Linked DNA regions of Mus musculus: all the other regions are linked to region 2. Evidence: chromatin loops called from intact Hi-C (ENCODE). Cell type or tissue: heart. All regions are shown on one strand. Region 1 overlaps Tox2 (TOX high mobility group box family member 2). Region 2 holds the start of Tox2 (TOX high mobility group box family member 2). Region 3 has its middle 25 kb from the start of Gm35750. Region 4 overlaps Tox2 (TOX high mobility group box family member 2).

The links. A loop is a pair of places that touch in the nucleus more often than their neighbours do. Peaks named below come from ENCODE experiments on the same cell type or tissue, not always from the same donor. Only the 100,000 strongest peaks of a DNase experiment are listed, where the experiment ranks them.
Region 1: a loop joins it to region 2, with 1.8 times the contacts of the local background. A loop is called at or near these places in 2 of 42 quality-filtered maps.
Region 3: a loop joins it to region 2, with 2.1 times the contacts of the local background. A loop is called at or near these places in 11 of 42 quality-filtered maps.
Region 4: it touches region 2 in a loop (2.5-fold over the local background); 3 of 42 quality-filtered maps call a loop at or near these places.

Annotation. Positions count from the first base shown.
Region 1 is chr2:163,281,185-163,289,184 of GRCm38, forward strand. All of the region lies in intron 3 of Tox2 (TOX high mobility group box family member 2), which reads left to right. Among named protein-coding and RNA genes, the nearest start is that of Gm35750, 71 kb to the right of the region's middle. In heart, a CTCF peak has its summit at 4,780 (motif pointing right); a DNase peak (open chromatin) is centred at 4,767; H3K4me3 peaks cover 1,087 bases; H3K27ac peaks cover 547 bases; H3K27me3 peaks cover 1,014 bases.
Region 2 is chr2:163,199,992-163,207,991 of GRCm38, forward strand. It overlaps Tox2 (TOX high mobility group box family member 2), which reads left to right and starts at 3,136. Exons shown (of 9, transcript NM_001372575.1): 1 at 3,136-3,271. The coding sequence starts at 3,173. In heart, a CTCF peak has its summit at 7,484 (motif pointing right); a DNase peak (open chromatin) is centred at 3,040; H3K4me3 peaks cover 3,530 bases; H3K27ac peaks cover 2,319 bases; H3K27me3 peaks cover 3,215 bases.
Region 3 is chr2:163,326,842-163,334,841 of GRCm38, forward strand. No RefSeq gene overlaps it. Among named protein-coding and RNA genes, the nearest start is that of Gm35750, 25 kb to the right of the region's middle. In heart, a CTCF peak has its summit at 4,038 (motif pointing left); no DNase peak of the experiment used is centred here; H3K27ac peaks cover 718 bases.
Region 4 is chr2:163,248,727-163,256,726 of GRCm38, forward strand. The region is part of intron 2 of Tox2 (TOX high mobility group box family member 2); the gene reads left to right. Among named protein-coding and RNA genes, the nearest start is that of Tox2, 50 kb to the left of the region's middle. In heart, a CTCF peak has its summit at 4,103 (motif pointing right); no DNase peak of the experiment used is centred here.

The DNA.
Region 1 (8,000 bases), 81 kb after region 2:
GTCCTTGGTGTGGAGACTGGAGGTTGATGTTTGGTGCCCGCCTTAATCACTGTCCACTTTGTTTTTTAAGTTCCATATGTGTTTGTTTCTATGGATATGAATGTTTGTTGGCGTGTATGTCTGTGCACCACGTAGGTGTGGTGCCCTTGGAGGCCAAAAGAGGACGTCAGATCCCCCAGGACTAGAGGTAGAGACGGTTGTGCGACAAACGCTGCTGAGAATCAAACGGAGGTCCTTTGGAAAGAGCAGCCAGCGCTCTCAGCCTCTGAGCTCACTGATTAAGGCTAGCAGGGTTGGTCAGAGTACTGGGGAACCTCCCATCTCTGCCTTCAGGAACTAAAGGCACAGAGAGTCCAAGCTTTTTATGTGGGTGTTGGGGCTACAAATTCAGGTCTTCATGCTTACGTGAAGCACGCACGTTTTGCTCACGAAGCCATTTTTCCAGCCCCTGCTTTGAGAGATTTCTTGGAACTTAGGCAAGCCCATCCTCCCCCAGCCTCAGTTTTCCCATCTCTGGGCTGGGCTTAGGATCTCAGCTTTGATGAAATGGCATGACTGCATTACCAGTTTCACTGTACTAGACAAGCACATGGGTAGGAGGTGATAGAATTCCCAGTGTTCCTACTATATATGCCAAGTCGTTGGGAGCCTATTCAAACTAAAATCAAGTCCCGGGTGCTGAGTTTTAGACCCTTTGTGCTCTAGTCTCTGTTCCAACATGTTTGCAGAGCTCGGCAGTTCTCTCAGGACACTAGGGCTACTGGCCAGACCCGGGGACTCCCAACTCAGGTGAAGGGCCTTTGCAGGCCAGTATCATGCAGTAGTCGTTAGATGCAGCACTGAAATCTATTTGCACGCTTGCTTTATATTTTCTCATGAGAGAACCTACACACAGCCTTGGGTTGGGCTTGCCTGGGGATGGTAAATCCCAACTGCAGGTCCTTATAGACCTTCTAACACTCCTCTGCCCCTGCTGCTGCATGCCCCTCCCTGCCAGGGCTTCTTCCTGCTCAGGGCTCCTCTGGCCCTGCCCCCAGGCTCAGTCTACCCTCTTTGATGGGTTGACACACTGGCTATCTCCCTCAGAGTCTGAGGCACAAAGACCAAAGATCTCCCAACTCAAACTTTTGTCCCTAACATTTCTTAATGACATGGCAGTAAGGCCAATTGTTTTTCTTACTTTTAAAAAATTATTTATTTGTTTTTTATTTTATGCACATTGATGTTTTGCCTGCATGAATATCTGTGTGACGTGTGTAACGTCTGGAGCTGGGGTTACAGACAGTTGTGAGCTGCTGTATGGGTGCTGAGAATTTGAACCCAGGTCCTCTGGAAGAGCAGCCAGTGCCCTTAAGCTCTGAGCCATCTCTCCAGCCCAACCAAAATAATCTTTATTATTCTTAATGTGTGGATGTTTTCATTTTGTGCTTGCACAGTTAGCTTTGCCTTGTAACAAACCACCACAACACTTGATGGCATAAAACAGCTCATTGTAACCACCTCTCTTGACTCTTGAGCTTCATGAACTTGAGTTCCTAAGATTCATGAACTGCCTCTTGTGATTTCTGAGGTCAGCTAGCCATTTGCCTGAGCCCGGTGTCTAGGACAGTCTTACCTCTCCGCACCTGGCTCATGTCAGCTAGAACCAGTTGGGATATCTCAGCTATGAGTCTCTCATCACCAGGAGCCTAGAGAAAGAGTGGGCCCCAGGGTGGAAAATTTTCAAACTTCTTATTAGCTGCTAGTCCTTTGGCCAAAGCCAGTCACTTGGCCAACCCAGAGAGCCAGGCAGCAGAGCAAGAGACCCAGTTCATCGACGGAGCAGAGTCCTGCAGAAGGAAAGAACTCAAGAGACAGGATGGGGGCCCTTTGTGTAACCTGATATGATTAGTTTTAACTGTCAAATTGACTCAACTTGGAATTACCTGGGAGAATTTCAGTCGGGAAACTGTCTAGATCAGGCTGGCCTGTGCATAGCTATAGGAGATTGTCTTGATTGTTAATTGATGTGAGAAGACCCAACCATTTGTGGGCGCCATCGTTCCCTAGTGAGCAAGCAGACAGTGTGGGCACATTCGTGCCTCCCTGCTTGTAATTGTGGTGAGATTAGCTTCTCAAGTTCTTGCCTTAACTTCCCTGAAATGATAGACTGTGTGTGGCCCGCTATTATAAATTCCTTTCTTCCCTAACTTACTTTTTAAAAGCATTGTCCTGGTTAGGGGTTTTGCTACCTTGGTACAAGCTAGAGTAATTTGGGAAGATGGAAACTCAGTTGGAAAATGCCCCCACCAATTGGCCTTCGGAGAAGCTCAAGGGGGGCATTTTCTTGATTACTGATTGTGTAGGAAGGCCCAGGCTACTGTGAGTGATGCCACCCCTAGGCAGGGGGTTCTGGATGTTAAAAGAAAGCAGGCTAGTGAGCTATAAGGAACAAGCCAGTAAACAGCACCCCACTATGGCCTCTGCTTCAGTTCCTGCCTCCCAGTTCCTGTCCCCGACTTTTCTGGATAATGAACTATAAACTGTTAAATGAAACAAACCCTTTCCTCACCGAGTTGCTTTTGATCAAAGTGTTTTAATCCAACATTAGAAACCTAACTAAGACAGATTATCTATCTATATATCCATCCATCTATCAGTCTGTTTTGTTTGGGGGGAGAGAAAGAGGAAGGCGGAGAAAGACTGACTTTCGGTCTGTCTGTCCCCCAGAAGACAACTTGAGGGAATCAGTCCCCTCCCCTTCCTCCATGTGGGACCTGGAAATCAAATTCAGGTCATAAGACTTGGCAGCCTGTTGCTGTACCCATTGGACTATCCTGCCCCCCTCCCCTTCACCCCCTGCAGTTGTTTTTTGTCAGGACAGTTTTATCACATGGCCACAGAAATAAGAGTAGGACACTTCCTGTTTTCCTTCCCTTCCCCTTCCATGTCACTGTAGATATCTTGTTTTCTTGATTCTTGAACACCTTCCTAAGGTCACAGGCATGGCTTTGTGCTGTTCCCATTGGTTTGGGACCCAGGGCAGGGGGTTCAGAGTCCTGTGCCTTGTTTTTTTTGTTTTTTTTGTTTTTTTTTTTTTCTTCCATCTGTACCACGGAGGTCAGGGCACTTGTGCTGTAGGAACTTGGAAAGTCTGTGGTTGGAGGAATCCAAGTGGCACACAGTAGGTCCGACCAGTGTAAGCTACAGTGCGTAGAAAAGCAATCCACTCACGGACTGGGTCTGAGTAGATGCCACCTCCTCTCATCTTGGAAAGCCAAGTGGGAGGCCCTTGAAGGCTGAGGATGGGGTGGGGGCAGTCAGGGGTTGGAGGGATCAAGTACATCCATTCTGACAGGGTGTCATGATGTCATTCTGGCCTTGGCATTGAAAACTAACACCAGTGACAGCTCTGCTTCTTGCGGAAAGAGTAAGGGCCCGAGAAACAACTTGTCTTAGCTCCGTGACCAGAGGCGTCCATCACAGTAAACGCAGGGGGAGCCATGTTTTCACCTCCTGTCGGACAGGAGTGGGAGGAAGACCAATTTCCAAAGTGGGTCCTGGCCGGTCAGAACCAGGGCCACTCAGAGGCCTCATGTTTTCTTGTTCCACACTGGAGTCTGGGTGCAGTGCCCCTCCCCCACCTTTTTTCAGAAGCCATAAGCCAAAGAAATGTGTCTTTTTACATTTTATAAAACTCAGGGAAAAAATGGCTTTAAACAGCTTTTACTCCCCTGCTATAATTATTTATTTTCAAACACTCCTGCAGGGGACTGCTCCGTCTTCTTATCCCAGACTCCTTTTGCTCATAAATGAACCATCACTTCAATAAATCATTATGAAAACAGAGACTAACACCGGCTCTGAGAGGTTGAAAGATTTATGTAACACATTTATGTCTCCCATTTTCTCATTCTGGTACTCCGCGGCAAAAGCTAAGCTAATAAAAGCTGCTATTAATATTTCTTGTTGCCTAGCAACCCGAGAGCGGGAGTAATAGCTTGGGCTAGAAAAATAGATGACCGATAAGGAAAAATTCAATTCTTTTATTATCTCAGGGGAAATGCCCTTTTACTGGAACATTATGATGTACGAGTGTGAAGTTGAACACAAAAGATTTGTGTGTGAGTGTGTGTTTCTATTTTTAATGAACATCATTTTACCTCCCCTAACTCTTTCCGGGCACTTTTGTTTTCCTTTGCACCCCCCCCCCCACCATCCCGTCCCTCATGCTTAATTTAGCTACTAGTGTAGTTAAGGATCTGTCCGTGCTTCCTTTTTTTTAGTTTAAAAATGGTTGCTGCAAAGGTTTACAACTCGGTCATAAAAATTCACTCCCCGTTAGGACGCAGAGCAGTGATAAGCCAGCATGCAGCTGGCGTTTCCACAAATGGATCACATTGGTCGAGAGATAAGATTCATGGATTTTTTTTTCCCTCAAGAAGGAAGGTCAGAATGGAATAAAGTATGTTTCTCCCCCGCCCCATGTTTTCTTTGGAATCCAGGGATGCTGTCTCTTCAGAGAATGGTTTGCCCTGAAGTTTGGGAGTGTGTTCAAGGAGGGCAAGGTTGGGACACAGTCATTTAGTCATTTATTGAGCACCAGTTGCTGTATAAAGTTTGGGCTCATTGCCTCTACCCACTTGTCCCATGTAGAAAGGGAGGCTTAGAAAGGTCGAGGGCTGATCAACTGATTAAAATAGCAGTGTGTGCAGTGAGGTCCTCACCATGGAAGCTTTCTCAAACGTGAGCGGAGCCCGCTGCTGATTTGTTGGGCAGGACAGTTCTCAGCAGAAGAGGGCTGTCCTGTGTACTGCCTGATGAGGGCAGTCCTGTGTACTGCCTGATGAGGGTTGTCCTGTGTACTGCCTGATGGCTGCGCTCTCAATTTCTACCATTTGGTACCCTCCACCCCCATTTAAAAAAAATAAAAGCAAAAGCAAACCAGTCTCACCAGAAAAACTGTAACGTACTTGCCTTGCAAGTGTGAGAACACGAGTTTGATCCTGAGAACCCACATTTCAAGAAGCCAGGTGTGGCGACATCCTGCTGTAATCCCAGTTCCCCAGACAGAGACAGGCAGATCCCTGGCGCTCTCTGACCAGCCAGTCTGCCTAGTGAGCTTCAGGTTATCGGCAGACCCTGACTCAATAATCAGGAGTGGGAGGCATCTGAAGACTCTAGATTATCTTCTGACCTCCATCCATGCATGCATGGATATCTGTTTACACGTGTGTGCACATGCGCGCACACTAAATAAATAGAATGCAAATTTTTAAAAAGCATTGTATCAAAATATTATCTTCCTGACGTCTGTGCTTTTTGGTGTCCCCGTATAGTGTTTGAATGATACTCTTGCCTTTCCCAATTGCAGACCACAGGGAAGCCTTCTGAGCAGAGAGAATTGTGCATAACGGTCCCCAGTTAGAAATGATCTTTGCCACCCAAAGGACATTTAGCAATGTGTAGAAAGTGTGTGAGTGGGTATATATCTGGGCATGCACATGTTCCATGGCATGCAGGTGGTTGTGAGGACATAACTTGCAAGAACTGGCTTTCACTGTCTGCCACATGGTTCCCAGATACCAAACGTACGCGGTTATACATGAAAATAGGTATCATTTCTCCACTCCAATCATTTTAAAAATCAAAGTCAACACAACAACATAGACAGTGTACCAGGCACCCTTGTAAAGGAGGGAGCAGGCTGAACACATGGAAGGATCCACTGTCTGTTTCTAGGCTACACGAGCTAGCCTGAGCTAAGCCTATGTTGTACCTTCTCCAGCATAGGCATCTGGTAGGGGCCAGCTAGCCATTGGTGTCTGGTTAGTACTGGGTGAGTGGAAAGGGGGAATTGATTGCCCAGTGTCACTGAGCTGGACAAAATAGAGAGCCGGAACCTGAAGCCAGGCTTCGGAGTCCCAGCCTGGTGCTCTTGGCTCTCTTTAGATGGGTTGGGCTGACTCTTCATTGCTTATGGGTTATACTCAAGCCATGAGAGATGCAAAGGCACTCTGGAGTGCTCCCAGTCTGGGGATGGGAACACAAGCAGCATCCCTGACTTAAGCTGGCATCCACTTGACCCTCCCTGTGACTGGCTCCCTTCAGCCTCTCAACCTCCATAATAGGCAAGAGCTAGTGAGGACCAACGACCTAGGCACCCTCAAGAACAGAGCCACCATAGCTGGCCCTCGGGGCACAGCTCATGAGCATATGGTTCTGTGTATCTTGGCCTATGGGGGACACAGAGCACACTTTGCCCAGGCAGCTTCTGAGGAAGTTTCTCCACCTGGATGAGTTAATTTTCTATAGCTGTGGTCAGCTAATTGGTTTACCACTTACTCTGTGCTTGGCCCTCGTAACCTTTCATATTTGATATTTCCTTTAATCTTCCACTCGGGGGAGGAAGTGCTGCTGTATACATACGTATATACATAAATGCATGTATACATATATACAGATATACACATATGCACATATACATACATATATACATTTACATATATAACGAGATGACAAGGCACAGAGAAAAGACTTGGCTCAACAGCTATCAAAATGGGATGTCAAGGGTTCTAGGCCACCTCTTGGTGAGTGAATGGAGACTGAGTGAGCCAAGACTGAGACCTACTTTATGTGCTTAGCCCTTATAGAAGCCTTTCAGGCTCCTGTAGATACAGGGAACATGGGATACCCAGAGCTAGACTTTCCCTGGTGCTCCAAGACCCACAGTGGTGTTAGAGACCTGGATGAGAGTCTGAAGGACACCTGCTGAGACTTCCAGGTTTCTGTGTCCTTGAGTAAGGAAGAATTGGATGGGGTCAGGGGTATCGGTAGAGCTGGAGGGATGACTCTGCTGTTTAGAACACCCAGAGCTATTCCAGAAACATCCAAGTTTGATTCCTAGCACCCACATCAGGTGGCTCACAACTGCATGGAACTCCATCTCAGGAGGAGGAACATTCAATTTGATCTTCTTGACTCCACCATCACCACCACCCACATCCTCTCCCATTACGGCACACGCTCACAAGACACACACAACTAATAAATAAGAATATTAAAATAAAAAAAAATCAAGTGTGGTGGCACACACCTTCAACCCCAGCACATAGGAAGCAGAGGCAGGGGGATCTCTGTGAGTTCAGACTGTAGCAAGTTTCCAGGACAGGCAGAGCAATGAGACCCTGTCTCAAAAACAAACAAAAACCAAAAAGTCAGCAACAACAACAACAAACAAAACAAAACAAAAAAACTAAACTGAAAATCTGGACCAGGGACCCGTGGATTGTGGCAGAAACAGAGACTGTTTATTAAGAGAATACTCCTGCTTGTGGAAGAGGGCCAGAAGCTAGGAAAGGTTAGGAACTCAATGACACTGGGACAAGGCAATCTAGACCTTTTATGGGTCTTGTCCATAGCCACCTTGCCTGCCCCGCCTCCTCCTACATTTGATTGCCTCCTTTTCCTGGGCATACTCTGTTCCTAACAGGTAGCCTGGGAACGGAGAGGTTTCTAGATTTTTTATATTCTGTTATCCTTGTTAATCTCAATGTCTCTTCCCCGCCCCCAACACGCCCCCCTCCCCACCCTCTTCTCTTGCCACAGTGGCAGGGAAGGCTTCTTGGATGTGGTGCCTTTAGGACTGGTCATGGGGACAGAGAAGACAGCAGCAAAAACTGGAGAAAAAAACTTGGCCCTGTAGGGATCTCTCTGTTCGCTCCCAATCCCTCCTGCTGTGACTGCGATGTTTTATGGTTGCTTAGCCGCCCTCTGGAACCGACCCCTCCACCCCCTGCCAGGCTGCTAATCGGAGCTGTGACCCCCTGGCCTTGGAGTGTGCAGAGGCCAGGTGTTTAACAGTCTCCCAGGCAAGAAGCCAAGCTCTGCAGCAGAGTGCGAGCGGAGAGAATTCCGGGGAAATCGCAGCGACATTCGTCAGCTGTGGTTCCAATATTCCTGTGTCTAATGGCTCTCTCCTCCGAGTGCATATTCAGTACCATGTTTGGGAAAATGAGGTT
Region 2 (8,000 bases):
TGTAGGCGAGGAACAGCAGAGCTGGCCTGAGTCAGCTTGTTCATTCTCTCTCGCTTCCCACTGAGGTTAACAGGAAGAGAGGTTTCAAGGTCCACTTTTATCCTGAAGCTAACAAACATGGTTGTGGTATTCCTTGGAAGGGGGGTAGGGTATCCTATCTGATGAGGCAACAGAATAAGATAAAGCCATTAGGGTAAAGCCAAGCTCGGAGAACTGTCTGTCTTCCCTGGTAAGATCCTCACCAGACTTCTCCATGTCCTCTCGAAGTCTTCCTTCTTCTCTGGGAAGGGCTGACAGGGGTGGCTGCTATTGGCAGATTCCAGAGAAGTCACAGCAGTTTGGCTCCTAGGAGTCTTTTGAACCATGGTGGACTTTGTTGACAATTTTTTTGCTAGAGTTGATGAGACCAAGAGTGCTGGGGTGTGGCCAGTGGGAAATGCTGGATGACAGATTCGGGTTTAGCTGTAGCTTTGGGTCTGCCATTAGCTCTTGGGCGTTAAGCATCCCTCACTGATCTCATGTGGCACTTTTATCTCCTGACCTCAAAGGGCAAGATTTGTCAAGATACACACACACACACACACACACACACACACACACACACACACACAGAGAGAGAGAGAGAGAGTAGAGCAAGCACACAGTTCGTGGTGAGTATTGATAGTCCTTCTGTGCTCAGAAGGAAGACTAAGTTGGGGGCTGGCGGCTTCTCTCACATTTTCTGTTACTGTTACTGGCCAGTGAGACAAGACAAGAAAAAGCAACGGAACATACAAGGATTGGAACTTAAGAGAAAACTTTCATTTTATTTACAGATGGGAGAGAGCATAGCTCTAGGGTTTTTAAAAGCCAAAGAATCCATGTACAAATGATTAGGGTTAGTGAGTTTGGCAGTGTTTCTGGTTTTTGGAACATTGTGTAAAAGTTTATTTCCAGTATATTCTAGGCCTATATGGTTGAGAAACAACCTCAAAATTTTGTAGCTTAAAATAATATGCACTTATTATCGGTCATGGCAACTGAATATCTTGTCTATCTATTTACCAATAATCTGTCTATTTATCGAGACAGGGTCTTCCTATGTAGCCCTGGTGGTCTTGGGACTCACTATGTAGATCAGGCTGGACTTGAACTCACAGAGATTCTGCCTGTGTCTTCAATCCAAGTGCTAAACATTTTGGATTCAAGAAAGACCATAATCTTTTCAGGGCTTCTCTGATGATTCCAGCCCTCCTACATGGTAGCTTACAGCTCCAAACAAGAGCCTGCTGAGAAGTCAAGCAGGTGAGACTGTGTTAGCTTTAATGAACTAGCCTCAGAAGTCATGGTATTTACTAAGAACCACTCGCCAAAATCAGCCTTTCTAAGAGGGAGGCATTAGACTCTACTCCTAGGGAGGAGTGTCAAAGGATTTGTGGAGGTGTTAGAAAGCCTTGACCATCATATTAACAAACAAAATAAATAATTGATAATAGCATAAAAATGACAAAAAAAAACCCAGTTGTAAATCTAATAAAAGATGTGCCAGGTTTTCGCATACGAACATGGCTGAGAGAACTTGTAAAGAAACCCTAAGTGGGTGTACCATGTTCATGGATAAAATTAATGCACAGAGAAAACACCCTCTTCATCCGAATTGGGATAAAGATTCGATGTGAGAACAATGACAATCCCAGCTGATTTTTATTAAGGCACCAAGGCCAATTGCCAAGGTAGTCTTAAAGAACAAAATGTGTGTGGACTTATTCTATGGGACATTAAGATTTATTACAAAGCTGAAGTAGTCCAGTGGGCTAATGGCACAAGGAGAGAAAAGTAAACAGGACAGACAGACAGCACAGAAGCCATCCACGTGCACATGAAATACTCAATTCAATGCAGAGAAGTGTGTGTGTGTGTGTGTGTGTTTCAGTGACTATTGCTAGGTTAGTTGGGTAGCCAGATCTGGGAGAGACAGGGGGGGTGGGGGGGGGGAGGAGAGAGGCTTGTCGGAAATTCCTTTTTGATAAGGCTGAGCCTGGTGTTTCTAGAAACAATGACTGACGTTTATTTAGAAGCTCTTTCCTTTCTGGGTTGTAATTTCCCTCTGTTGTTCTCCAGCCTTCGCTGGAAGACCAGTTCCCACACTGCTCTTGAGGTGCCTGGATTTCATGGTTGCTGCGGTCCTCGCTCCCGGCCAGGAAGCAAGTCCAAGAAGCAGTTATGGAGCCTGAGCTAGTTTCAAGCTGTCTCCTAAGTGGGCAAGAGGCTCACGCTCTTTTCTCCAGTTGTTCTTCCCAGGCAGGCTTCGAAAGTATTCCAGAACCTGGAACCCAGGAACTGGATGGGGGTGGGGTGAGCAGCAGACAGCCCCTGATGGTTCTTCCAGCTAGCAAGTGTCTGTGGAACAAGGGTGCTGTTACAGATGGACGGACGACAAGGGGCAGATTCACACTGCTTCTCTGGGGTTCCGAAAAGCTCTGGATGGTGGCTAAGTGTACGCTAAGTGTACGGGGCTTCTGAGCCTTCCCGTCCTTACCAGTAAGGGGGAGGGGACTTTCCACAGTCTTCATCCAAGCGCTTTCACTTCTGCATGCTCTCCCTTTCTGGTGCCTCGATTTCCTCATATATAAAATAAACCTTTATGCACGTTGCCCCCTCCCCCCGTCCCTCTCTGAATAACTCAGATGAGCTTGAGGTGTGTGTGTTGGGAGGCAGGGAACTATTCTAAGACCCATGTAAGGCAAAAGGTAAGATAGTGCCCATCTCCAAATGGATGCTCCTTCAACCACTTCCTACTTGCCCTGCAAGCAGGGTGGGGATTGACACTGTCCCCAATATTTGGGGCTGGGAATGTCCCATTTCTGGACAGGGGTGGCCTAGAGATTTCTCTCTTCTTGGTGACAAAAGGCGGGACAGGAACGGTCCACTTGGACTGGCAACTAACTCTAGGGGCGGAGGGTTGGGCGGAGACCAAGGCGACCAGGGGGCCCCCCTTGCCCTCGGCGGCTCCCGAGGCCGGAACAATAGCGCTTGCGGGCGGGGCGGGGGAGGGCGTGGCGGGAGGGCGTAGCTCCCCTCCGGGCACCGCCCCCGGCCCGCCCCCCGCGCTCGCACACGGGCTCGCATAGGGCTCCCACGGCTGCCCGCCCAGGCACTGCCCGCGGGAGCCGCCGCCGCCGCCGCGCCCGCCATGGACGTCCGCCTGTATCCCTCGGCGCCCGCGGTAGGTGCGCGGCCCGGGGCCGAGCCGGCCGGCCTGGCACACCTGGACTACTACCACTGCGGCAAGGTAGGCGGCAAGGTAGGCTGGGGGCCCGAGTGTCCCGGGCTGGAGCGTGGGGGGCAGGAGTAATCTCGTGGCTGCGGACGTAGGCACTCTGGGGGCGCACACGGGGACACGCACACAACATCTTGGACGACGGGCACGTGCCACTCACACCGCTACCCTCGCGGTCGGTCACACATGCTGGGAGTTGTAGATCACGGGCAGAAGTCAGCCCGACAGCTTCCCGTAAGACGACACAGTGACACACTCACCCACGCTTCGCATTCATTCACAAGCCGACGCGCAGCGACTCTCTGTCACCCAGCCAGGCGGCACCACACACAGCCTTCGCCGTCCCACATAAGTCACGGTGCCAGTCATTTATCCTCAACCACACGCAGCCACTCGCCCACGCACAGGGCTACGATAACATACAAGTCACCTCATCTATCTACACTCATACACAACGCTTCCACACAGGTTCGCAGCTGCTGTCACATCCAGTGGCAACGGGGGACAGTCACACAAAGAAGTAGCTCCGACAGTCACAGCTCAGACTCACAATGACCCACAAGTGTACACGTTCGGTCACGCAGATCCATCCCCTGGAGGAGAAGCCCCAGCTACAAATCGCCCTGACGGCCACCTAGTCACACCCGGACACACCCAGGGACAGTCACAGGCTCCAGCACCCTCCACTGCTCGCCCCCACCCCTCGGTTGTCCACACTCGCGCGTCGGGGTTTTAACTTCTCGGCGCTGAGCATTAATTGGGCCGTTTACTAATTGGCCGTCACTACCCCGTGGCGCCTCTGATTTTATGCCGGTGTCGTCCAATCAAGGCCTATCCCTTCCCTGGATTGGGGAGCTAGCGTCCCTCCAGGCTGGAGCCGCAGCGAGGAGGTACACTCTCGCTCCCCGTCCCCACCATTTTTCTAGGTTCTCTGTGCTCAACTCCAGCCAGGGCCCCACAGCGCGGCGCCCCCGGGAGGTAGTGCCTGGATCCCAGGACCAGGGGCATCGGACCCCAGCTCCCCTTTGAGCTCAGCGGGCACGGTCAGGGGCAGCGGCGCTGTCTGAGTCCCCTTCCCTCGCAGGGAAGGGAACTTTGAAACTTAGTTCGGACGCCAGACGGTCGGTGCGTCCCCGGGTCTGTGCGTCGGTCGGGGTCAGGCTGGAGCCGAGCGCGGCTTTTCGTCACTCGGAGCCCGGATTGAACAGCGCGCGTGGGTCTCCGGGCGGTCGGGACGTAGACGCGCGGGCTCCGCGGCGCTGCGTGGTGAGTGCGCGTCGGGTGGCTGGATCCATGACCCTCTGGGGGTCTGTCCCTTCCCTACAGGCTGTCCGCGCAGCCCCTGGCTGCGGGGATGTTGTCGGGATGCTGCAGCAGCCGAGCGTCCGGCCGATCGCTGGGCCTCCGGGGCTGGGCCTCTCTGCAAGTGCATCCTCAGGCCCTAAGGGAGCGGCTGCGGCCGGGAGCCCTCTGCAGTTCGCCCTGGTCCGGGCGGCGCGGGCCACGCAGGCCGGGGCGTCCCGGGGCGGAGGTGGGCGGCGCGCATCTCTCGGAGTGGGGGGGGGGGGGGGGAAGAGCAGATTATCTTTTGTGCGCTGATCCGCAAAGTTGGAAGCCTGAGAGGGGGGATGGTGCCTTAGAGAGAAGGCGGGTTCCGGAGTCGCTTCCAGTGTGGTGGTGGGAAAATGGATTAAAACCAGCAAGTGGAGTTTTACCAGAAGCTGAAGGATGGGGCGGCAGGTCATCTTCTGCCCTTGGCTTTGTTTAAAATATCGAATGGGCAAAACGGGGTTCACCCTCTGGTTTGGTGGCCGCGGTGGAGATTGGGGATTTATGCCTTAAAGTCTGGGTACCCAGGCTGGGGGCGGGGCAGGGTAGCTGGAAGAGGTCTTTGGGAAGTGATGTATCTGCAAGCGCCACCAGAGTGGGGCCTGTCTCCCGCCGCCGCCTTTGGGAAGTAGGACGCTGCCGACCCCCACCCCCCAACCCCAAACCCCCACCCCCATCCCCGCTACCGCCACCTCTTTATTCGGAAGCTCTAGAAACCTCTGACTCAGCACCAGAACCTCCGAGGTTGCAACCTGCTGGGAAGGGCACAGAAGTGGAGGGTGGAGATTTTGGTTTCTATCTGTGCACTAAGACCCTGGCCTGCAGCTGAGGAAGTTTTGAGGATAGTGGGGTGGGAAAAGCCACCAGAATGCTGGAAAGGAAGGTGCAGAGCATGGGTTTAGATGTGAGACCCGCAGGTTCAGCCCTTCAGGCTGGGGTGATGGGGCACCTGGCTCAGCCTGAATCCAGATTCCTGTTGACAGATTCCCCAGTGTGCTGTGGCCTTCCGTGGTGTTCTTGAGGTTCACTGTGACCAGGAACTCCACCCCCCGTTTTTTTTTTTTTTTTTTTTTTTGTCTGACACCAGAAACTGATGATTGTGGAAAAGAAAATGTCCAGGTTTCTTACAGAGGCTCACTATCAGAGTTGGAGACCTAAGGTGTAATAGCCACTCTGTGTGTGTGTGTGTGTGTGTGTGTGTGTGTGTGTGTGTGTGTGCGCGCGCGCGCCTGTGTTGGGAGGTGCTGTAAAATAGGTTATAGAGCCAGGACACAGCCCACACACTGGGGACTCTGTTCCTGGAGCCAGGACAAGAGGCTTGTCTCTCAAGCATTTGCCCAAACGATGTCAGACAACCGTGGGGCAGTTGACCTGGAAGGGCCCTTGGCGACGGTCCCCTTGGCGACCATCCCCTTGGTGACTGTCCCTTAGCAATCCTCCACATAGAGATTCCCAGCCTCTTTAAATCAAAGTCATGAGCACTAGCTGCTCTCTTCTGCTGGGTTTTGTTTGAGCAAACACACAATGATAAAAAGCCACTGAGCTTCATTTTAGCTTCAAAATACTTGTGTAATTTATTAATTACAGCAATGTTAGCATGCATGAGAAAAAATTGTCTAGTAGGTATAAAGCAAGCACGTTATTCTTTTTAAAAAGAAAATGTAGTAACTGTTTGGTAAGCACCGGGGCTCCTGGCTTCTGGCATGGAGGATCTGGGGTCCCGTGATCTCTGCTTCACGGCAACACGGCAAAAGTCAGTCATGGAGTAGCAGGTGAAAGTCAGAGATGAGACTGAATCCAAGTTTCTCAATTCACAGCAGGACAGCAGTCCAGCCTCCTTGTGAATCTCTCTCTGTCGTGCTTTTGGGACTGGGAAATCTATGTTTCATCCACGGAGGATTGAATTTCTTCCATTCAGACTTTGGAAGGCTGGGAGCTCCCAGCTCAGCCAAAACAGACTGGTACCAAGAGGTCACTGGGACAGGGCGAACCTGGCTTCATAGCTCCATATGTGGCTTTGCGAGCTAAAGAAGATGATTTTCTAGCTCCTTTAAAAAAAATTACAATGCATGCATGTGCAGTCGTTCAAGTCAGAGAGCAACCGGAGGCTCTCTCCTTTCCACTGTGTGTGTCCCAGACGTCCAAGGTTTGGCAACAGGTCCCTTTACCTGCTAAGTCGCCTGTAGGCTTTCTAGCTCTCTGTTAACACAGAGTATGATCTAACAGAATAAAATGTAAATGAGCTTGGTTAGCTATAAACACCCATGAACCCACTAATCCAGTCTAGGTAGAGAATATTTCCATTACCCCCAGAAAGGCCCTTGTTCCCTTCCTAGTGAGCACCCTACCTTTGCCCCAGCAGCAATTTCTTACCGGGTTTCTATTCCCCACCTTTTTTTTTTTCCGGATCATTTTAGGACTGTGAACTCTACATGAGCCCCAGTGTGTTACATACAGCATGGGCATTTAGAGTATGGCTTCTTTTCTTTCTTTTCTTTCTTTTCTTTTCTTTCTTTTCTTTTCTTTTTTTTTTTTAGCTCAATCTGTTTTTTGCATTCATCTTTTGTGTGTGTGTGTGTGTGTGTGTGTTTGTGTGTTGTTCCACTTTGTCACTGAGTGATATTGCATCGTGTAAATATAATACAACTGGTCACTTTATCTGTGGATGGGCATTTGGGTTTGTTTCCAGTTTGGGGAAATTGTAAATAAAGCTACTGTGAATGTCCGTCTACAAGTCTTCTTTCAAGGGGAACAAATTGTCTATTATCACTGAGCCTTGGTACCCTCTTTACAGTTTTTTTTCTGTAAGATTTATTTATTTTTGTTTTATGACTGTGGGTATTTTGCCTGCCTGTATGCATGTGCAGGATGAGCATGCAGTACCCATCAAGCCCAGAAGAGGGCATCAGATCCCCCTGGAACTGGAGTTAACAGATGGTTGTGAGCCCCAGCATGGGTGATGGAAAGGAAACCTGGGTCCTTTAGAGAAGCAGTCAGTGCTCCAGGCTGACCCTCATTCCCACCATGTACCCTCTGGAGGACATTGCCTACTTCTGCGATTCAGGACACAGGCGTGAGGGATGCAGAATAGAAAAGTTCTTGGTGGTAATATTAAAAAAGAACTAGGAAAGTTCTTGGTGGTAATATTAACTGCCTACCACCTACTCCAGCAAGAGGCTTAACCTCTCTGTTCTAGCATCCTTTTATCCCTATTTGATACACACTAAAGGCCAACCTGGGTGGCTCTCCCTGTGGAGCACGCTGTGGCCAACAACATCTCTCTTTCTCCAGGATCTCTCAATAACTAGTAATGCTTGGGATATGGGATGTTCTACCATCTGTCAATCAACAAATATTTATTAATCACTGTTTTGTGCTAGACCTTTTCTAGGTAACCAGTGGTATGACAATG
Region 3 (8,000 bases), 130 kb after region 2:
CACCAACCCAAGCCTCACCCTCTGGCTGCCTCCACCTCAGGGAGTGGTGACCATCGCAGCCCACTCCGTTCTACAGTGATCATGGCCACACCCCATGGAGCTCCTGTTTGCCCTTGTGCACTGCATCTCAAAGCTGTGGCGTGAGACTCCCAGAGCTATGCACCTTCCACTGCTAGGGACACTGTGGCTTGGACCTTAGAGCCATAGCCTGTCATTAAGAACACGCTGACCTGCTGCAAGTAGCCCACCCCCACTGCTCCAAGAGCCTCTTCTCCTTTCCCAGAGCCATCCTCTTGCTTGAGGTCCTCTGTTTACCCTTTCCCACCATGCAAAAGCAAAGTCACACTCTTAAACACGTATACATACATGGTATATGTGTACCTACTGCATACATAAACATGCCACCCACAAACAGCCCCTATATACGCATACACAAGACACAGAAGTATGTCTTGCACACATTTGCCCATCACATGCATGCAGCATATACTACCCAGCCTGCATCCTAGCTCACGTGTTAATTCCTGCACTCACTAACATACAAACGATCTGCTCCTGAAAGTTGGAAAGAACTTCCATGCAAAAAGACCAGAGAGTGCTCCTAACTGTTTGCTCATCTTACCAGCTCCACGACAGCGATAATTCAGTTCTGCTTCTCAATATGTACACAATTAATTAGCTCAAGCGCCCTAGGTGCTGGAGGTCAGCCCTTCAGAGTGAGAGGCACTGGGTGAACCCATCACCGGTGAAGCCTGAGGGTTTGACCCTCCAGGGGAATTTTGAGAATGTTCCAGAAAACCGTGAAGGGAGGGGGCTGGGCATGGTGGCCTAGGGATACCTTGTGCACTGCCAGCATGTCCTCCACACAGTTGGACACAGACACTCACACACAGTCATAGAGACACACACTCACACATATACGCTTTCTCATATGCTCACACATACACTCCAACACACACATATACTCAAACACACTCTCAAATACTTACAAACTCACACAATATACTCACACACTCACAACACACTCATACATTTATGCACACACACTCGCATGTACACATACACTCTCACACACACCCATGTACACACATGCTCACTCACACATTCACTTTGCTTCCATGGACAATGGTACTGGTGAAGACCTTCCCTTTGGGGAAGGAATCTGGAGAAATGCACAGTAAACAAGGATTCCCAGAGACGCTCTGAAGTCCTGCATCGTCATGATGATCAGAAGACACAAACACCATGAGCAAGAATGGCAGGCCGCCCCGCTGTCAATCTGGAGGTGAGGAGAGGCTACTTAGAAGATTAAACAGATGGCTGGGCAGTGGTGGTGCATGCCTTTATTGCAAAACTTGGAAGGCTGAGGCAGGTGGATTTCTGTGAGCTCAGGGCCAGCTTGAGCTACAGAGTGAGTTCCAGAACAGCTGGGGCTACATAGTAAGACCATGCTGGTCCCCAAAAGATCAATATTAAATATTACACTTCGTTTTCTTTTTTTTATATAAGACTTTATCTTTTAAAAACTTGTGTGTGTGTTGCATGAGTGCAGACTTGCGAGCATAGCAATCTGGGCGATGAGAAGCATAATTCTGATGCCTTCAGAACACACAGGCCCTGCACCCTGAGCCATGTCTCCACCCCTTAGTTCTTTCCCGTGTCCATGATTTTTACTTCTTATAGCAAACTTATTACAACTTAATAATATACAACAGAGAATTTTGTTGGCTTAAGTCTTTTGTTTTAATTTTGATTTCTTTTATAATTATATATATATATATATATATGAATGTTCTACCTGCATGTATGTCTGAGTGCTAAATGCATGATTAGTGCCTTCAGAGGTCAGAAGAAAACTCCCCTGGAACTGGAGTTGCAGATCTTAATAAGCCTCCACGTGGGTCCTGGGAATCAAACCTGCATCCTTTGCAGAAACAACAAGTACTCCAAACTTCTGAGCTATCTCTCCAGCTCCAGTTGTTTTGGCTTTGGCGTTTGTTGTTTGTTTGTTTTGAGGCGGTGTCTCACTATGTGTGATTGCTGGCACAGAACACACTATGTAGAGCAGACCGGAATCAAACTTCACAGGGATCGACCTGTCTCTGCTTCCCCAGTACTGGGACTAAAGTCTGTGCCACCGCACATGGCAGCTCTGTTTTACAATGATTAATTTGTGTTTCTGTACATAGTTATGGTATGTAGAGCCTCGTTGTCTTCCCCCACTCCCCGTTAGCCCTCCTCACCTCCTCTTTTCTTTTCCTCTTCTCTTCCCCCCAGCAGCCCCCCCCCCCACCCTCCTAGTTTCATTTCTATCTTCAGGCCATATATCCATATGTGATATCACATAGCTATATAAAATACAGGAACCACGAATGAGAGGAAAGAACTGCTATTTGTCATCCTGAAGTTGGCTTCAGTCACTTAACATAACTGTCCTGGAACATGGTGGCTCCTTGGTTACAGCTGGGTCACAGGTATTGCCAAAGTTCCCTCCGTTATTAGCAAAGCCAGGTGCTTTCTCCCTGATGGATGCTTTTTTCTAACTTTTGCCTTTTTGATTCCCCCATCTCTGTTGTGGTCAGGCACACATCCCAGTATCTATTTATATTTTCAGTTGTGAGCCCAACCTTTAATGTCTGAGCCATCTCCCCAGTCATCCAGTAGCTTTCTATCTCTAGACAGAAGACTAGACTCCTCGTCTCTGTGTAGGTGGCCTCCAGGATGTGCTGGAATCCCTGACCAGCAGGAGGTGGTTATTTCCCTTTCCATATCCCCTTTGCTGTCCCTGTCCCTGCCTCTCTGTCCAGTTCACTGTCACGGTAGCTTCACACAGCCAGCCCCCTGCACCTCTGACCTCCATGGTAGCCCAGCTCTTTAAATTTCCTGCCATGAAGAAATCAGGTGGTCTGAGTTCAAGCTCACACAAAAAGCCTCACTTTGACCTAACCCCTGTTTAAAGTTCCATTCCTAAGGCACTACATTCAGAGGCCCTGGATACCGGGCTTCACTTTGTGAATTTGGGGACACTCAGTTCCTTCCATTATAGTGCGAAGCTAACAACAGTGTCGGTTGTTTCCAGCCAGTGGCTCACTAAGCAAAGGGCAACAGGCTTGGATCAGGACTGACTCCGTGCGGGATGTGAGTCCCCCAGTCCCTCTCCTGGGAGGGTTCCACAAGCAAAGAATGCCACACCCCTCCCCCAAGCCTCCCACTGATCACCTAGATCCACAGATCCTGACTGGGGTGTGTGACAGGGAAGCCACTAATGTGTCAGGTGTGAACACTTCCCACATCTCCAGCATGACAGTTAACCATAGCCATCTCTCCGACGTGTCTTCCAAACTCCACCCTCACATTTTTCCTGTTTTCTTTCATGCTAGTCCACAAAACGTCTGTATAACTGTGCCTATAAACTCACTGATCACAAATGTAGTTGTTAATTCAAGTGCCTCAGGATTGGGCAGGTAAATTCGAGCAGGGTGGCACACAAGAGGGCTTAATGGAGAGTGTGGCTAAGTGGAGACACTGCTCTGCCAAAAAAGTATTATATTCAATGTACTATGAAACATCTGCTAGCCACACACAAAAAGAAAAACCCCAAGCAGCTGCTAGCATCTCATCTAAGTGACCTCCACTGAAGACTCGGTGAAAGGTGGGTTTTGAAGGCAGGTGCACAGACCTGCTTTTGAATCTTGGTCATTTTATTTTATTTTATTTTATTTTATTTTATTTTATTTTATTTTATGTGTATTGGTGTTTTGTCTGTCTGTATGTCTGTGTGAGGGTGTCAAATCCCCTGGAACTGGAGTTACAGACTGTTGTAAGCTGTCATGTGGGCGCTGGGAATTGAACCTGGGTCCTCCGGAAGTGCAAATCTTAGGTTCTTATCTGCATAACACAGCATTGCCTCAAATCTCAGAACTGAAGTAAGGAACATAAAGAATAAAGCAGGCAGTAATGACAATGATTTTATTTTGAAATCAGCGTCTTCCAGAGCAAGTCTGTTTTCATGTGTGGAGCAGTTGTGCCTCCTGGTGGTAAAAATTAAGAACTGCACCTTAAATAATCACGCTAAATTGCACTCTACGGGTAAAGCAATGCATTCGAATCCAGTTCTGAGATAAAGTGAGTTACACAATTGAGCTTCATGCTTAGGCTCCACGTCCAAGACCTCTCCCTGCAAGTACAGCCATACTGAAGTGGCTCTGGCGATAGTTTAATACCACTTGGTGTGCAGTAAACCCTTGCAAAGCACTCAGTCTCCCGAGACAAATCTACCTAGGCCCTGGCACCTTCACTGGCTCTGAGCCCCTCTGGGCCTGCACTGGGTATCCTAATGGGTACCTAGTTGGTTGGTTGGTTGGTTGATTTGGTTTGGAGAGTTTTAGCTGTTTGTTTGTTTGTCTGTTTGTTCTTTTCACTGATCAGCAGTAGGAAGGGGCTACCCAGGCCTGGAGCCTGTAACCAAAAAAAAAAAAAAAAAAAAAAAAAAAAGGAGTAGATCTTGCAGACTCCAGAAATGTCACAGGAGTAAAATGTACCCTTGGATTGTAGGAGGTGCCACCCAGATTGCTTTTAAGCAGAAAGGTATGGCTTCGGGTTCGTCACCAGGGATAAAATCTGCATCCCTGAAGTCAGACAAAGAAAGGCTGACTTGACCACACATCTCCCTTCCCAGAGGTGGGGGGGGGCTTGAGGTCACGGGGGGGTGAAGGGAGGATGGCAATGCTTTCTTTACCTCTCTTTGCCTCTGGCCACTTGTGCATGCACCTGTGCCTGCTGTGGCTGTGGGCAGAGTTCACTTCCCACAGGAAGAGAAGGCACCTGCACATAGGCCTGCCAGGGAGCTGGTGGCCCCTTCCAGGAAAGCCAGAGGCCAGACCGGGCTGCAGACGGTTAGGCCCCCGGAAAAGCCCACCCACCCTTCCTGCTCCTTACACTCTCCTCACAAGATCCTAGACTCTTGTTTTCTCTTGCACACTGATGTTTGCTATAGCACTATCCACAATTGCTACCTCATGGAAACATGTGAAGCTGGGTGTGGTGGCGCACGCCTTTAATCCCAGCACTCGGGAGGCAGAGGCAGGCGGATTTCTGAGTTCGAGGCCAGCCTGGTCTACAAAGTGAGTTCCAGGACAGCCAGCGTTATACAGAGAAACCCTGTCTCGAAAAACCAAAAAAAAAAAAAAAAAAAAAAAGGAAACATGTGAAGTCATAGAGTGTGAAGGAAAACAGACACAATTGTAGACCACACTAAGTGGATTAATCCAACTTTGGAAAGACAAATAACATGCTTTCTCTCATTTGTAAGTCCTAGATTTTTTTTAACTAAATTTATTCTTTGACAACACTTCTGTGTGTGTGTGTGTGTAAGTGTCTGTTCACGTGAGTGTGTATGTGTGTGTGTGAGTGTGTGTATATGTATGCATGAGTATGTGCAAGTATGAGTGTGTGTGTGTGTGAATGCATGTGTGTGAGTATATATTAATATGTGTGAGTGGGTGTGAATGTGTGTCTATACATATGAGTGTGTGAGTGTGTGTAAATGTGTGTGAATGGGCCAATGCATATGTCATCACCACCCCTGACCAGATGTGTGATTTCCCATCCTGCTCCCGAAACTCACTCACCCCCCCTTCCCAGCCAATCCCTCTCTGCTCTACTACCACCTCCTCCCAGGCAACCATTGCACTGACTCTGTCACCGAAGCCTGGTGTTGCCGTCTGGAGTCCTTCACATCGCTGTCCCTACCATGTACGTTTCTGCTTCTCTCACCTCCTACAGTGGCTTTCAGAGGGGATCCTGTCGTCTCTCGTCGCTCCTCACTATTATGGAACAGATCCCCTAGTGATGGACAGAGCTGTTTGTTTTCTGATTTGCCTGTTGACAGTCACATGTGTTTCTGGCTTTTGGCAGCGATGCCCAGAGCCCCTGTGAACATTCTTGTTCACGTCTTCTTGGACATATGTTTCCATTTATTTTGGGTAAATACGTGGGAGTGAGAATCCTGGATCATAGGGTGGGTATGTGTTTTAACTTCAGCAGAAGCTGCCAAACTGTATTCCCGGGCAGGCAGACAATCTGGCCAACTGATTTCAACAACCCATCTCATCAGCCAGAACGAGCCACCAACTGCCTTCCTTCTCAGAGACTGCACAACTAGTCTCTGGGCTTCTGGAGACTGGAGTGGCTTCAAGAGGCAGGCAGGGGCTGGCCAGAAGCAGAGGATGAGATATGGAGAGATACCCAAGTGGCTTGCCTCTCTGCATCTCGGTTTCCCCTGCAGACCTCGCAGGACCTGAATGCAGAGAGAGTCTGAGATGTCTCAAATGTCTACAAGACAGCTGAAGGGAAGATCAGGACAAGGATGAGGTGAGATTATCAGGAACTGCTGTGGACGCCAAGGAAAAAGACCCTCCCACTCCTGAACGCCGTGCCATGGAGGTGGAGTTGGGCTGCCACAAACTTCCTATAACTTTTCTGATGGCTAACTCCCTGGAGCCAGAAGTGAGTTTTCGTTTGGCCACGCCTCTATCCCAAGGCTCTCCCTGTCTGTATTCCCTGCCCTTCATCTACAGCCAGTGAAGATTCAGTGTCAACCACAGTTTCTTGATCCAAGTTTTAGAAAACTGTCTTTAACGCAAACGGATTGTACAGGCCACTCTCTCTAAAAGACTCGTCAGTTGGGTCCACAAGCATCCAATGGGCAACTAGAGGCAGGAGGAAAACGTGGCTTTGTCACACAGGAGGTGTTGCTTGGCTCCTAGAGTACTTGCCTAACATGCACAACCCGCCCCTATCCCCCACCCGCAGCATTGCAAAAATGAGGTGTGGTGGTACCCGCTTGTAATCACGGCACAGTGAAGGAAAAGCTAGAGGTTCAACATCATTGTTGTCCACAAAAACCTGCCTAATATGCCAGAAGTCCCCACTAAAAGCAGAACAAAGAGATGAATTATAGTTAAAGGTGCTTGCCACAAAACCTGATGACCCGGGTCCAGTCCCCAGGCTCAGGCCCCATAGCATGCATCACACACACACACACACACACACACACACACACACACACACACACACACCACCCTATGTCTAGAAGCCATCTTACCCTGCCCCCCCAGCTGCCTGTTCTCCGGCCATGGCACTGACTCCTTTGTCCAGTGAGACTGAATGTTTAAGCAAGATGAATATGGGCTCTTGTTTTGGCTTTACCTGCCCCTGCATCCGTGGTGCCTGGACCACTCACCCCATCTTTCCAAGCCTTAGTTTTCTCATCTTTAAAACCAAGCAGTGGGGTTCTTGCATGGTTCTCTTGTGCTCATGCATGGCTGGTATTATTAGAAGTGTATTACTACATACACATCTGCACACTGGCCATTGCTGCCGCAAAGAAGGAAGTTGTCACGGGGCAGAATCGGGAGCTGAGGCAGCAACCTGACTGTGTGTAGATCTGTGTGAGCTGAGCTGCGCTGCTTACTCTTCTGCCCCAGGAAAGGGAGAGGAGGGCTGGCAAGGACCAGCTCCTCCAAGCCGTGGAGCAAGCAGGCAGAGAGGAGAGAGGAGGGGTACCCGCATCCACAGACACAGTCAGCAAGCATCCCTCAGCGTGCTTTCAAGGTCTGTCGGCATGTTACCCTCCAGGTGCTGGTTTTTATTATACAGGTTCAAGGTAGGTTTCCATATCCACCTGCCAAGCTTGGTGCCTCCAAAGATCATCACTGAGCTGGTGTCTCTCAACACAGCCAGGTTCCCTGTGGTTCCCTCCGGGAAGCTGAAACTGCTTGCTACAGATCCCAAATGTGCCTTTATACTCCCGGGTCCCTCTCTTCTCTGCTGCAAGGCAGTGGTCAATTATCACAGCTCTTAACAGTGTCCATTATTTCCCACCTTATAAAATACCTCAATTGACTCCAGAGCCACACAGGTCAGGAACCAAGACTGAAAGACATCTTCCAGGCTGTGTTCTATATCTAAGCCACCAGGGCTCGCCCATCTGGCCAGCC
Region 4 (8,000 bases), 49 kb after region 2:
TAGTGCAGTCCAAGTGGCAAGGATGCTGATCGTGGGGTGCCACACCCCACTCATTCTCTGGCCTGCCTCATGTGAGCGATATCCTGCCGTCGCAGAGCTGCCTTTGTGTTGCTATATCATGTGCCAGCCTGCAGGAATGGTGAGCGAGACTCCAAGGCCTGGGCGTGTCCCAGTGACAATGCTTGGTTGTCCAGATTCAGCTTGTCATCCCAAGGGCTCAGAGCTTACTCTGAGCCTCTTTGAGTCCAAGTCCAAGTCCAAGGCCACACTGGACTTGGGAGCAGGCTGCACTCTGAAGTCAAAACCAACCTCTCACTTCCTTAGACAGCTGTTTGTGGCTTCCAGTTCTGACGAGGGGCTAGGGTTGTCTCTCGTGGCACCAGTTGGTTTTAATTTCTGGCTCTTTTCACTGTCTGCGGTCATCTGCCACACTTGTGATGACTTAGATGGTGGCTGACCTCCACACAAGACCGTGACCTCCGTGGCATGCTGATTGTGAACCATACCCTCCACAGAGTTGTGGGTGTGACCCAGAAAGCACTCCGGGAACACTGGTGTCATGTGTCAACGTGGCCTCCTTATTTATCCTTTGAACCTCACCTTCCCTAACAGGAGAGCAGGGTAGTTAAGGACTTCTCATGAATTCTTCTAGGTCTTTTTGCTGTCACCAGAGGGTCTGCCTAACTTAAAAGAGACATTAGGAGCTGGGTGTAGTGATATTCACCTGAGCTCCCAGCACTTGGGAGGCTGAGGCAGGAAGATAGTTAAGTTTGAAACTAGTATTGGCTACCTAGTATATATACCTAGTATAGCAATATTCCATATAATAATAATAATAATAACAATGTATATACATAGTACAGCAATACTCCATATAACAATAGTAGTAATAATAATAATGTATATACCTAGTACAGCAATACTCCATATAATAATAGTAATAATAATAATAATAATAATAATGTATATACCTAGTACAGCAATAATCCATATAATAACAACAACAACAACAATAATAATACTGTGAGAATAAGTCTAGCCAGTTGCATAAGCCAAATTTAATATCAGCAACTTAACAAATGTAGCCGTGAAAACTTCTCATAGTGTATCTTTTCTTTTTTACTGCAAAATAAGGACCTCACAATACAGTGGCTAAAAACTACAAGTGTGTAGATCGTTTCGGGTTGTATTAGTTGGCTCCCCCCATATCCCTCTCCTCCCAACTCCTCCCCGAAACCCCAAGCCCCTGCCCTCCCCCATCACTGGCTAGCCTGAGGCTATAAACATGGCAGGGACAGGTTCCCAGAGCAGCAAGTCCAGAAGCTGTCCTCCACCCTCTTGAGGCCCAGACATGGAACTGGTCTGTCACCACTCCCAGCTCCTTCTGATGTCCAAAGCCAGGCACAGGACAAGTATAGATTCAAGCAATGGGAACAAGATGTCAGCTCTTGGAAAGGGGGACTGTAAAATACTGCAGCCCTTTTGCAAATGGCTGTGTGGGAAGCAGAGAATCTGAAGCTTATGCTGACCTTGTTAATGAATTAACTCAGCCTCCTCAGGATGCTGGGCCTCTGGTCTGTCTTTAATGGCAAGGGATGGCCAGGAATTTCCCTCTCTTTTCTCTGGAGCCTGTATTTGAACACACTCACATGTGCACGCGTGAACACACACACACACTTTCTTTCACAAGGTGTTGTCTTATCAGCTGTAGGAATTGTACTGCCCCAGTTAATGTAGAACCCATGTGAGCATGAGAAAATGAAGGTCTCAGAAACTAGAAGATGTGATATATCTTGTAAGTATGTTTACATCCCAGGTTCAGCCAAACAGCAAGGTTCACTGGGCACCTTGTGATTCAGAGACCCTGGATCTGAGCCGGAAGCCATTTCTAGCAAGCACGAGCTTCTAATATGTTCCAAGCAGCAGTCTTAGGACGCGGCCTAATAGCCATCAGTTCTCTCCTGGCTGAGAGCAGACCCACAGCTCTAGGGATCTGTATGTCCCAGAGCTATAGGGATCTGTACATCCAGGCTGTGTGATCTGGGAAGAAGGCTAGAGCTCTCTCAGACCTGGACTCTGTTCCTAGCGCTTCTGTGCCCAATATGGGCCAGATGTCTCTCTCTATGCAAGGGATGTTAGCTTCCTCCTAACAGAAAGAGTGACACCTGCCTGTTGGGATCCTGGGAGAAGCAAATGAGACAGGGATATGGGTTCTGTTGACACCGTATCAGAGTCCCTTCAACAGTCTAAGGTATCCAGGTCCAGCTGCGGTGGCCGTTCACCACTGACTTATCTAGAAAATTGGCCTCTGACAAATGGGTCACTGCAGATGGCACACACACACACCGCCCCCGCACCCATGTAACTCCCACGGAGGCTGAGTCCTGGGCCAGGCTGCAACCTGCTCTTTTTCTTATCCTCTAAGCTCCTTTCTGTACTGAATCTCTCAGAGAAGTCTCATCTCAGGCTGATTTTGGGTAAATCTAAACTAAGAGCCTACGCAAAACACCAGTGTTCAGAGAAACCAGCCATGACTTATTTCTATTGTCTTATTCCTGTAAATAATGTTCTGGTTACACAAGATGCGCATCTGGTCAACTCTGTATCAATGCAAACATCGCTTCCTCTGTGGGAATCCCCTAGACATCTTGGCCCAACAAATAATGTCTGTCCCTTCCAGGTACTGCAAATGCTAGTGTGTCATGGTGCCTTTCTGACTGTGGGTAGTTTTCTGATTTTATGGCTGTGAATAAGATTTATACAAACGTTTTCAGGGTTTTTCCTAAAATTTTGTGTGCGCGCTCGAGTGCTCACGCATGCACGCGTATGTGTATACATGCGTCTGAGAAGGGGTTGGGGGGCAGACAAATGGGTTGAGACTGATGACATGAGGTTTGCTAAAGCTCTCAGTAGCAGGAGTGGACACAGGGAGATTGAGGTTGGGTATGCTTTAGGCAAATGAAGGATCCAAGATTATACTACAGGCAGAAGAAATGGAGACACGTAGGTGGTCTGAGATGTGATTTTGTAAATCAAGCTATCTGATTTTGAGACTACTAGATGTAGAGAAAGAAGGGAGGAAGAGAGATGGGCAACTCCCAGAATGTAGTGTGGCTGTGCCATCTTCTGCTTTGGGGAAGGGCAGGCTTGATGAGATGGGACTTGGTCATTTGACATTTGAGAGGCCCATTTAAAAGCAGTTAGATGGCTGTCCAAGTCAGGAGCCATTATGTAAAATTGTGACTTCTGGGCTTGTGGATCAAAGCCCTGGGAGGATAAATGAAACGTAAGATAAGAGAGCGCCAAGTAATGATCCCCCTGCCATTTTTTTGTTCTGTTTTGACATAGAATCTTTCTATGTCCTTCCATAGAGCCTTAGAAGCCACAGGCAGAGTGTTCTAAGGACAGAAGGTTAGGGAAAGATGGTGTTGGATCCACAGCCCCTTTCCTGTCCAGAGATGATAAAATTAAAATCGGGCAGAGCAGCACAGAACTCTAGAGATAGAGGCAAGAGGATTCTACGTTCAAGGTCGTAGTCAGCTGAATAGCGAGTTCAAGGTCAGCCTGGGCGACACAAAAGTGTCTTTAAAAAAAATTAAAGGCAAGGTTTCTAATCAATTAAAGCTTTAAATGGGCTGAGAAATCAGAAGTGAACCAATAAGTGTACCTTTACTACACGTTCCTGTTGGCAGGAAGATGCTTCTAGTGGAAGCTTTAGAAGAAAAGGTTTAAAAACTAGACCACACCCTAACTTGAAATGGCGTTTGCAATACCAGAACACCAGAGAGGAGATGCAGGTGGGAAACTGGGCACGGATACTCGAAGTTGAGGACCAACTTCCTTAGTACATAAGACTTACGAGAAATCAATTCAAACCCACAGTGGAGAAGGGAAGGAGATCCGAGCCAACCATTTACCGAAAGAAAATACACAAAAGAAAAACTAAAGCTGCTATTTTTTTTTTTTTCATCTATCTGGCTGACAACAAATCCCAAGGCTTGATGACGCACATTCCCTCAAAGTCCTTCAGGAAAACACATTTTATACATTGTTGTGGAGAGTGTAGACTGGTCCTCATAGCTTTTTATTGGAAGCCTCCTTCCAGTAGGGGGCAGTGGTGGATGCCCAGAATAGGGAAAAAGGCAGAAACTTGGATCTCAAGTTTTTGCCTCATTCAGTTCCCTTTGCCTATATTGTTTTCTTGCTGAGCCTCAGTTTCCCCATTAATAATCAGGAGAGGGTGTTGCATTTGTCCCCTCCCTGCTACGCACACAAAATGGAGTAGAGAAATGACTTGGCAGTTAAAAACCCTTGGTTGCTCTTGCTGAGGATCTCGGGTTCAAGTCCCAGCACCTATGAGGCGGCTCACAACCATCTGTAACTCCAGTTGCAGGGGATTTGATGTCCTTGCCTTCTTATGACAAGGGCACCAGGCACGCATGTGGTGTAAAGCCATACGTGACAGCAAAATATTCACACACACTAAATTAAAAATAATTGATGGGCTTTAACATTTGCTGTGAGCTTCCCAGGGCTTAGGCACTGGAGTCAAAGGTCTGCTTCACACCACACAGCCTTCGTTAGTTAGGCACAGCTGTCCCCCATCTAACAGGTGAGGAAAACGCCTCAGTGGTTGAGGTTTTGTGAAACCAAACCACTTCCCAGTAAATGTACGGGTGGGTAGGCAGGAGGCCTTGCCGCCAGGGTTGAAATCTGAGGCTGTACGCTTAGTCACTCTGGCTTCCGAGTCTGTGTACATTGCAAAGGGCAAAGATGACATGGCTCTTATTGCTTTAATTAAAACTGGGGTGAAGGCTCGAGATTCAGATTAAAATGAAATTGTGTTTCGCCCGCTGCGGTGCTGAGAAGGCAACGGCAGCGATTACGCCCGAGATTACAAACAATCAAAGAGAAAAGGGCTTTTGCAACCATTTCCTGTTGAAGCCACAAGCATCACACTTTAAAAATAATTACGGCTGTGTTATTGGAACATGATTCATGAATTCTGAATAAATATGAGGGGCCTGAAAGGAGAAAAAAAACGGCTTCAAGACCATAGATTTGCTTTGGATCTGATGAAATTTAATGTCATCTCCCAGCTGGAGAGTAAAATGCAGGGAGGAAATAAAACCCCACCCTATGTACAGGGAGAAAATGGAGTGTGTCACGGGGAGCTGATGTGCACACACCCTTCCGAAGCACGGGCTCAGAAAAATGCACGAGTCTCCCAGGCTTCACTGAAGAAAACTGCAGAGAGCTGGTGCTTACATCTCTCCAGTCTTAATTTTGCATTCTGGTGGCTAAAAATACATTTACGTTAAAGCTCTAGATTCCTGCCTGTGTGAGATGTTTCGATAGGAGACATTAGGGGACGTGCTTAGTGGAGGAACTTGGGCGGTATTCATCTCAGCTCCCCATCATAAAGGTATTTCTCATACAATGCAGTCAGTGTTTACAGCCTATAGTTTGTTTCCTTCCAACTATTATGAGCAAAATTGAATCCCAGGGAACATTCACCCTTTCAAAATGGGGTGGGAACGATAAGAGGAGGTGGGGTGGGGTGGGGGAGGGGCTGGCAGTGTGTTGGTAATGTAATTTCAAGGGTTTTCATAAAAATGGAGCCCCTCCCCCTCTCCCAGCCCATCTCAAAATGACTATGCCCTGTAGGGCTTGGCTTTATACTGGAGGAGAGTCAAAGAGCCCCTGGATTTACGTATGTGCTCATTGCAGTGTGCGAGCTTACCCTATGAACAAGAGAAACATGGCCACACATAGCGACCACCTAGAATGGCATTGGGCTCTAAGCTTCTGAAGGCTCGGGAGCCTGAATCTAGTGTCTGTGTAGCCTCTCGCTCTGTGCCATGGGGTGGGTGGTTTGCTCTCTCCCTAATCTTCTATATCTGTGAGTGGGCACCTCTGAGGAACTTTCCAGGTTATCTCTTGTCACCTGGATATTTTCCTCCTCTACCACGTGCCCAGGAATACCCAGAAGGGACAATGTCTGCCCATACTGCTAGCGAGTCCTTTGCTATCTGGTTAAGTCACACCAATTCAGAAGAGACCCGGAGATGAGGTCATCAGTCAGTGGCTTTGAGACTATTGTCAAATCAACTGAGACTGCAGTAAGGAAATGTCGGTGAGACGGGCTCATCGGGGTGCTAACATGAAAAGTGTGGGCTTTGAAAATGTAACCAGCTCTTCCAAGACTCCATGGCATCTTTAAGACATCCCTCAGAGGGATGTGGGTAAGAGTAACTAAGATGCATTGGTACCCAGAGAGCATATTCCTGTGTCTGGCACACAGCGCACAGTAGCTAGAGAAGTGTTAGTCAGGTTCCCATGCTGCTGAGGTTGCGTCTGCCCCGGATGTGTCCGGATCAGGCATCAGAAAGATGAGCCAAGGGAGCGCACTTACTCGGTGAAAATCAGATTAGGGTAGGCGTTGAAATTAGAAAGATTTTCGTGAAATTATCTTGCTTTCAAATGTGCCAAGAAAGTCCCTAGAAAAATCACAAACCTAGTGAAGGATGCCTCCTGATCTTTTCTAGCCCATTGGAGATACGAATCCCTTCCTACCCAGCATCCTCTGCCACGTGATCGCAGCTCACAAGGGCACTTATAGTGGTTCTGCCTTCCATACGTTCCAAGTCTGAGGCTCTGATGGGAAGGAAGGCCCAGGAGTGAGGTTGTGCCTCAGCCAGGCCTGGCCTTACCTTCCTGTCAGTTCCTCAGGAAGGGTAGAGCCTGGTGGGCAGTCTATCCCTTGTGCTCCGGTGGCTTCCCAGTTCTGCACATGTGACCGTGACTGGATTCATTGACCTCTCTTGGTCTCACTTTCTACTGTAAAATGGGAGTGTTAATATCTAGCTTGTAGAGTAGTTAAAGAGACCCACAAAGCAAAGTGGGGTAACTGTGTGCCCACAGTGAGCCCTCTCCTCAGAGAAAGCTAATTTACAGTTTCGACATGAGCAGCAGTGAGGGAGGCAGGGGAGTGTTTGCTCCTCTTTTATGGATGTTTTTGCTAGGACTGTGGCATGGTGACTTATCAAAGCTTATGTTCGGGGTAAACAGAAGTTCAACTCTGAGACCCTTTAGCCAGAATAGTGCCCCAGGCTGCAGAAATACATCTTTTTGCTTCATGGCAAAATCTATGTTTATAAACACCTATGGGCACCTAGCTTGGTGTGAGGAAGTTGGCTTGTAGGACTGGGAAGTTGGGGAACTAGAGAGCTAGGACACTAGGGTGTGGGTCCTACAGAGGAGGCTAAAGCATACTGGGAAGGATGAGGGTGCTCCCCAAACTGGAAAGGATGAGGCAGGTGGTCTGAGAGGCAGTTCTACTTTGCATCTTTCCCATAATAAATGGACTCTGAGGAGCCTGGAGAGGCTCAGGGGCTTTGAGACTTGGCTCTGCCTTACTCTCAACCATCCACTGCGCTGAGACCAGGGTACTGGATACATCTGTGTCATGAGTGACCATTGAGTAGTTTTATCCTTACCCCCAGTAAGCAGTTATTGCAGGACACAACAGTGACATAGCCAAGAAAGGCAGCAGGGACATTTTAAAGTTTATAAATTCCTGTGTATGTGCGCGCGCGCGCACACACACACACACACACACACACACACACACCACAAGTAGAGAAAAGTCAGAAAGTACTGTATTAACACTGGAGGACCCGGTTTACTTAGCCAGTGCTGTGTCAGCTGGTACAACCACTTTAGAAAACCATTTCTCAGTATCAGTGGCTGAAAGTGCAGCCCCATGGGCCAGCATCAGCTCCATGAGTGCATCCGTGAGGTCACCAAAAGGCACATCAAGAATGTCCAGGGCAACGTTTCTCATAAAGGCACAAAGGTGATTAGGCTTGGTGGTACATGGCTGAAATCCCAGCTACTTGGGTGACTGAGGCAGGAGGATAGAAAGCTCAAGGCCAGCCTGGGCATTTTTAAAGAGGAGGTGAGGCTAGGCTGAGAAGGACGAAGGAGTCCTTGTGAGT